2 separate regions of the Homo sapiens genome follow, and region 2 is linked to region 1. The links are chromatin contacts, found by Hi-C or POLR2A ChIA-PET in ENCODE. All regions are on one chromosome and are shown on one strand. Each heading gives the region's core, a stretch centred on a gene start or an enhancer-like site at or near the end of the contact. The rest is flanking DNA. Distances are from core to core; before and after follow the strand shown. Region 1 holds the start of ARHGAP33 (Rho GTPase activating protein 33). Region 2 holds the start of UPK1A-AS1 (UPK1A antisense RNA 1).

Evidence for each region. Hi-C counts contacts between places; a loop is a spot of excess contacts on that map. ChIA-PET counts read pairs that join two places held with the same protein, here RNA polymerase II (POLR2A). Pooled maps may share reads with other maps.
Region 2: a pooled map shows a loop between it and region 1 (2.6-fold over the local background). The contact joins the promoter of UPK1A-AS1 here to the promoter of ARHGAP33 in region 1. A Hi-C loop is called at or near these places in 4 of 50 pooled maps. POLR2A ChIA-PET finds 5 or more read pairs at or near these places in 6 of 52 experiments (GM10248, GM12878, HEK293 and 3 more).

The regions. Positions count from the first base shown.
Region 1 is chr19:35,774,080-35,776,981 of GRCh38, forward strand. ARHGAP33 (Rho GTPase activating protein 33) reads left to right here and starts at 1,485. Exons shown (of 21, transcript NM_001366178.1): 1 at 1,485-1,585. The coding sequence starts at 1,580. RefSeq lists an enhancer at 977-1,036 and a silencer at 1,267-1,746.
Region 2 is chr19:35,671,776-35,674,677 of GRCh38, forward strand. It overlaps UPK1A-AS1 (UPK1A antisense RNA 1), which reads right to left and starts at 1,516. Exons shown (of 2, transcript NR_046420.1): 1 at 1,460-1,516. UPK1A (uroplakin 1A) reads left to right here. Exons shown (of 8, transcript NM_007000.4): 4 at 1,457-1,531; 5 at 1,663-1,770.

The DNA of each region.
Region 1 (2,902 bases), core at 235-2,734:
CATTGTCTTGCCTCAGCCTCCCAGGTAGCTGGGATTACAGGCACGCCCGCCGCCACACCTGGCTAATTTTTGTATTTTTAGTAGAGACGGGGTTTCTCCATGCTGGCCATGCTGGTGTCGAACTCCTGACCTCAAGTGATCTGCCCGCCTCGGCCTCCCAAAGTGTTGGGATTACAGGCGTGAGCCACCACGCCTGGCCTAATATTCTATATTTTGTTTAATGTTAATTTTGTTCATTGTCTTCTCCCAGTAGCTTTTGAGCTCCAATGTGGGCAGGGTATATTTTCTCCTGGTTTGGTTGTTGATGTATGTACAAATTGATTAGAGTTTGAGTGAATGAATGAATGAATGAATGAATGAACAGACCAAGACCCTCTGAGATGAGAATTTGTTGAGGGCATGACTAAGGAGAGACCCTCCTGTGAAGGGCGTTATTACAGTGTTATCTGGGCATGCTCAGTATTAGCAGGCTCCATTGGGAATGGCTTTATGGGGGGCATAAGCATGATCTGGCATTTCCCCCTAAGCATTTTCCTAGAAAAAAAAAATCAAGGCTGGAGATTGGCCCGTAATAAGCAGTAGAAGGGGAAACAAGAAAATGTCCAGTGGGCAGGGGAGGCCAAATCGCAGAAAGCCTCGGGTTACGTCCTAGGCAAGGTATATGAGGCAACGAGAAACGTCCATGGGCGGAGCGTCCTCGGCATTATGTGAGCGGGGTCGGGATCAGGACTGAAAAGGTGAGACTTGGGACTGGGACTTTGAAAAGCTGCTTAAGGAACTGGGCACTGCTCTGAGGCCGTGGGAGAATCCAATTAAGACTATCAGGGGCTGGCTGGCGTGGTGGCTCACGCCTGTCATCCCAGCGCTTTGAAAGGAGGCTGAGGAGGGAGTATCTCTTGAGCCCCAGAGATCAAGACCATCCTGGGTAACATAGTGAGACCCCCATGTCTAAAAAAAATTAGCCAGGCGTGGTAGCGCACGCCTGTAGTCCCAGCTACATGGGAGGTATCGCTTGAGCCCAGGAGGTTGAGGCTGCAGTAAGCCACGATTGCAGGACTGCGCTCCAGCCTGGGCGACAGAGTGAGACCCTGTCTCTTAAAGAAATAAAAATAAAAAAGTCAGAAGAATGGACACTGGGAGTGGACGAAAGGTAGGGTCCATTGCTTGGTGTTGGAAGTGTCGGAAGCAAAGCATAAAGAACCTGGGGGCTTGTCTCAGGAGGGCGATGACAGCCAATGAAAAGCAGTCATGGGCGTGGCGCTGTCAAACTTCGAGGGGCGGGACCGAGGACACAGAGCCGGGGCGGAGCCCAAGGTGAAACCAATGAGAAGCCTCCGGGTGGGCGGGGCATCGGCCTAAGGCCAAGGGCGGAGCCAATGAGAAGCAGCGCCGCGTTCCCGCTGCCCCCCGCCCCCGTGGGGCGCGCGCCGGAGCCACGGGCAGCCGTTAGGGGCGGGGTCTGCAGCCGCCCGCGCGCGGCTCGCGCCCTCCCCTTTGTGTCGCCATGGCGGCGGCAGCGGCGACGAGAACGGCGAGCGAGGGGTCGAGCGCGGCCGGGGCCTGAGGAGGCTACGCGACCATGGTGGTAAGGGTCCCACGCGGCCGTCAGCCTGTCCGTCCGGATGTCAGTCTGTCCGTGCGCAGCCCCGCCCCGCGCGCCCCGCCCCCGGCCCCGCCCGATCCCGCGGCCTGTGCTTCAGCCGTGGTCCCTCCCGTCCTGCGGCCCCATCCCGGGTCCCAGCCCGTACCTCGACCCCGCCCCCTAAGCGCGCATCCCCGTCTTCCACGCCCTGGATGGGGTGACAGGGACCTAGGGCCTGGGCTGGGAGGAGGCGGGGCTAGTCCAGGAAGGGACCCGCGCCACCCAAGTGGCCCCTGCAGGGGCCTCCTGAGGCTCCTGGGTCCTTCCCCAGCTCCCATCCCAGCACCTTCCTCGGCATCCTTCTGCCAGCCCTCAGCCCTCCCCGGCGGAGCCCCCTCCTCCTCCCCACAGCCCCTTTCTCATTCCCGAGCCCCACCCCCCACCCGCTCCATCCCCAGCCTGACCCTTTTCTTCTCCTTCTCCCTCATTTTCACCCTATCCCAGTTCCTCTCAATCCCCCCCGCCCCGCATCAGTCTGAGCCTTTGCCTCGTCTCTCCAGCCACTCCTTCCTTACTCCACCCCAACAGGCCAGCACTGTACCTCCCTTGATCCTCGGGTCTGCTCCATCTCCTTGTCCTCATCCCCCTCCCCCACCATTTCCCTCTCCCACCATGCTGCTCCCGCTCATTCATCCATTCATTCCCTCACTTAGCAGACATTCACTGAGACCGCCTCTGTGCAGGCCCCACGCTCCAGGCACAGAGAGAGTCAGCTCCCATCCTGCCTTGGGGAACCTTATGGGCTGGAGGGGGACAGACCCTGAGGGTGAGACCCTGAGGGTGACTGGGGGTTGCAGGGACATGGAGCAGGGAGACGCTACAGCCCAGTGAATCTGTCTGGCAGCTGGTTAATTTATTCATCAGATTTTACCCAGTCCCTGCTGCGCGCGACTGGGCTGGCACTGGGGACCCAGAAAAGAATCAGGAACAATCATGTCTGAACACCAACTCAATGCCCAGCTCTATGCTGGGGAGCTCAGTCTGGGGCCCTCCTTCTGGGAGGCCGGTCATAGTCCAATGAGAGAGATGAACTTGTCACCACCAGTGCCATCTCAGAGTGATCAGAGCTGTGAAGGGAGAAGCTCTGGTCAAGGCATGGAACCTGGGATGGGGGAACCTCAGGGGATGGAGAGAGTCCAGAGGAGATGCCAGGTGCAGCCTGAAGGGTCAGGGAGAACTTCCTGGAGGAGGGCACATGTGAGTTGGGACCTGAGGGGTGGGAGTGAGGATGAATGTACCCAGGGAAAGGTGGGGCGAGTG
Region 2 (2,902 bases), core at 266-2,765, 100 kb before region 1:
AGGAAATTTCTAAAGTAGACTAGAGTCCGCAGTATTTGAGCCCTGCATACCTCTCACCTGATTTCAACAACATCAGCTGCAGACTGCCCGACATTGTCTCCTCTATCCCCCTTCTCTCATACTTTTTCTTCTGGGTATTTTGAAGCACATTCTAGATGCCAAGTCACTTGCCTGTAAATACTGGAGCACACATTTCTCTGAGTGATAAGCACATTGTTTTAAAGCAGTCAGGAGGTTGTGCAATGTCATCCATCTCCCAGCAGCAGAGTTCACACATCCACACGCAACCTCCTGCTGCTTTATAGATGAAGGTGCCAGGTGAGGACATGAAAAGAATTTGCATTAAACATCAACTGACAAGCTTTTTTTTTTCTCCTGCCCTCTGTGCCGTTGGCACAACCCACCAAATTCAATCAAGTTCTTCTATATCTTCCAATACCCAGTCTGTGTCAAATGTCTCTGATTATCTGAGAACATCGTTTTATGTTGTTTGTTTTATTTTAAGAGACAGGGTCTCACTCTGTTGCCCAGGCTGGAGTGTAATGGCACAATCTCGGCTCATTGCAACCTCTGCCTCCTGGGTTCAAGCTATTCTCCTATCTCATCCTCCTGAGTAGCTGGGATTACAGGCACCCATCACCATGCCCAGCTAATTTTTGTATTTTTGCATTTTTAGTAGATGGGGTTTCACCATATTGGTCAGGCTGGTCTTGAACTCCTGACCTCAGGTGATCCACCCGTCTCAACCTCCCAAAGTGTTGGGATTACAGGCGTAAGCCACTGCACCCACCCTTGTTTGTTTTGTTTTAAGAGACAGGGTTTTGCTCTGTTGCCCAGGCAGGAATGCAGTGGTGCGATCATAGCTCGCTGAGGCCTCCAACTACTGGGCTCAAACGATCCTCCAACCTCAGCCTCCCAAATAGCTAGGACTAACACTACCACTAGTAGTAACTATGCTTAACTAATTTTTTTATTTTTATTTTTTGTAGCGACGGGGTCTCACTGTGTTGCCCAGGCTGATCTTGAACTCCAGGGTTCAAGCAATCTTCCCATCTCAGCCTCCCAAAGTGCTGGGATTACAGGTGTGAGCCACCAATGCCCAGCCCTAATTTTTGTATTTTTAGTAGAGAAGGGGTTTCACCATGTTGGCCAGGCTGGTCTCGAACTCCTGACTCAGGTGATCGCCCCCTCGGCCTCCCAAAGTGCTGGGATTATAGGCGTGAGCCACCACGCCTCGCCTGTCTCAAAAATAAATTAATTAAATTAAATATTTCAAAATACAGAAAAGTTGGAAGACAATACAGCGAACACCTGAACACCCACCACATATTATAGATGCTGCTAGTCACACTGCCCCAAACTTTTTTAAAACTTGCATTTCCCCAGTGATGCTTCCCTGACGGGGTGTGGCTTCACGGGCTCTGCCCGACGGGCCGTCCTCCCTCTGTCTCCCCAGTACCTGGTGCTCATGCTCATCGTCTACATCTTCGAGTGCGCCTCCTGCATCACGTCCTACACCCACCGTGACTACGTGAGCCCGGCGAGGCCTGGGGAGGGGCCTGACCTGCATGGGAGGGGCGAGGGTCCCGGCGCGGCGGGGCGGAGGTCGTCCTCTCTCCCCACCCAGCCCTGCCGGCCCTTGTTCTTCCCTGTTCTCCTCAGATGGTGTCCAACCCATCCCTGATCACCAAGCAGATGCTGACCTTCTACAGCGCGGACACCGACCAGGGCCAGGAGCTGACCCGCCTCTGGGACCGCGTCATGATTGAGGTGGGCGGGGTGGACCGGGTGCTGGGAGGGCCCTGGGCTCCGTCCACAGAGGCCGATAGAGCTCCCGATGTGCCAGCTTTTAGAGGAGTGAGTGCCTTAAAGACATCCGCTCATGAGATCTCTAGGAGAGCAGGGCTGCGGTCATCACCGTTCTGCGGATGAGTAAACAGGCCCAGAAAGGGAAAGTCCCTTGCCCGAGGCCACACAGTCGGTAAGTGGTGGGAGCTGGGATTGGAACCCGGCAGCCTAGCTCCTGACCTCCCTGCTCTTAGCCTACACATACTACCTCAACAGAAATGTTGATAATAACAATGATAGTAACAGCACCATTCACTGAGCTAGGTTTCACACTGTTCAAAGGACTTTTATTTTTATATTTTGAGATGGGGTCTTGCTCTGTTGCCCAGGCTGGAGTGATCATAGCTCACTGCAACCTCCAACTCCTGGGCTCAAGTGATCCTCCCGCCTCAGCTTCCCGAGTAGCTGGGAATACAGGTGCGCCCCACCACACCCGGCTAAGTTTTTTAAATTATCTTTTGTGGAGATGGGGGTCTTGCTCTATTGCCCAGGCTGGTCTGGAACTCCTGGGCTCAGGATTGGAGCGATTCTCCCACCTCCGCCTCTCAAAGTGCCGAGATCACAGGCATGAGCCACGAGTGCCTGGCCTCAAAGCACATTTTTTTTTTTCTTTTTATCTTTTTTTTTTTTTTTTTTTTTTTGAGACAGAGTCTTGCTCTGTCGCCCAGGCTGGAATGCAGTGGCGCGATCTCGGCTCACTGCAAGCTCCGCCTCCCGGGTTCACGCTATTCTCCTGCCTCAGCCTCCCGAATAGCTGGGACTACAGGCGCCTGCCACCGCGCCCAGCTGATTTTTTGTATTTTTAGTAGAGATGGGTGTTAGCCAGGATGGTCTTGATCTCCTGACCTTGTGATCCACCTGCCTCGGCCTCCCAAAGTGCTGGGATTACAGGCTTGAGCCACCGTGCCCAGCCTTTCAAAGCACTTTTAAAGCTTTTTTAATCCTCACGACCACTCCATAAGGGAGATCGGCCTTTTAGTGATGAGGAGACCAAAGCAAGAGGTTGAATATCTTGCATGAGGTCACACACCTGGTAGGTCACAGAACTGGAAGG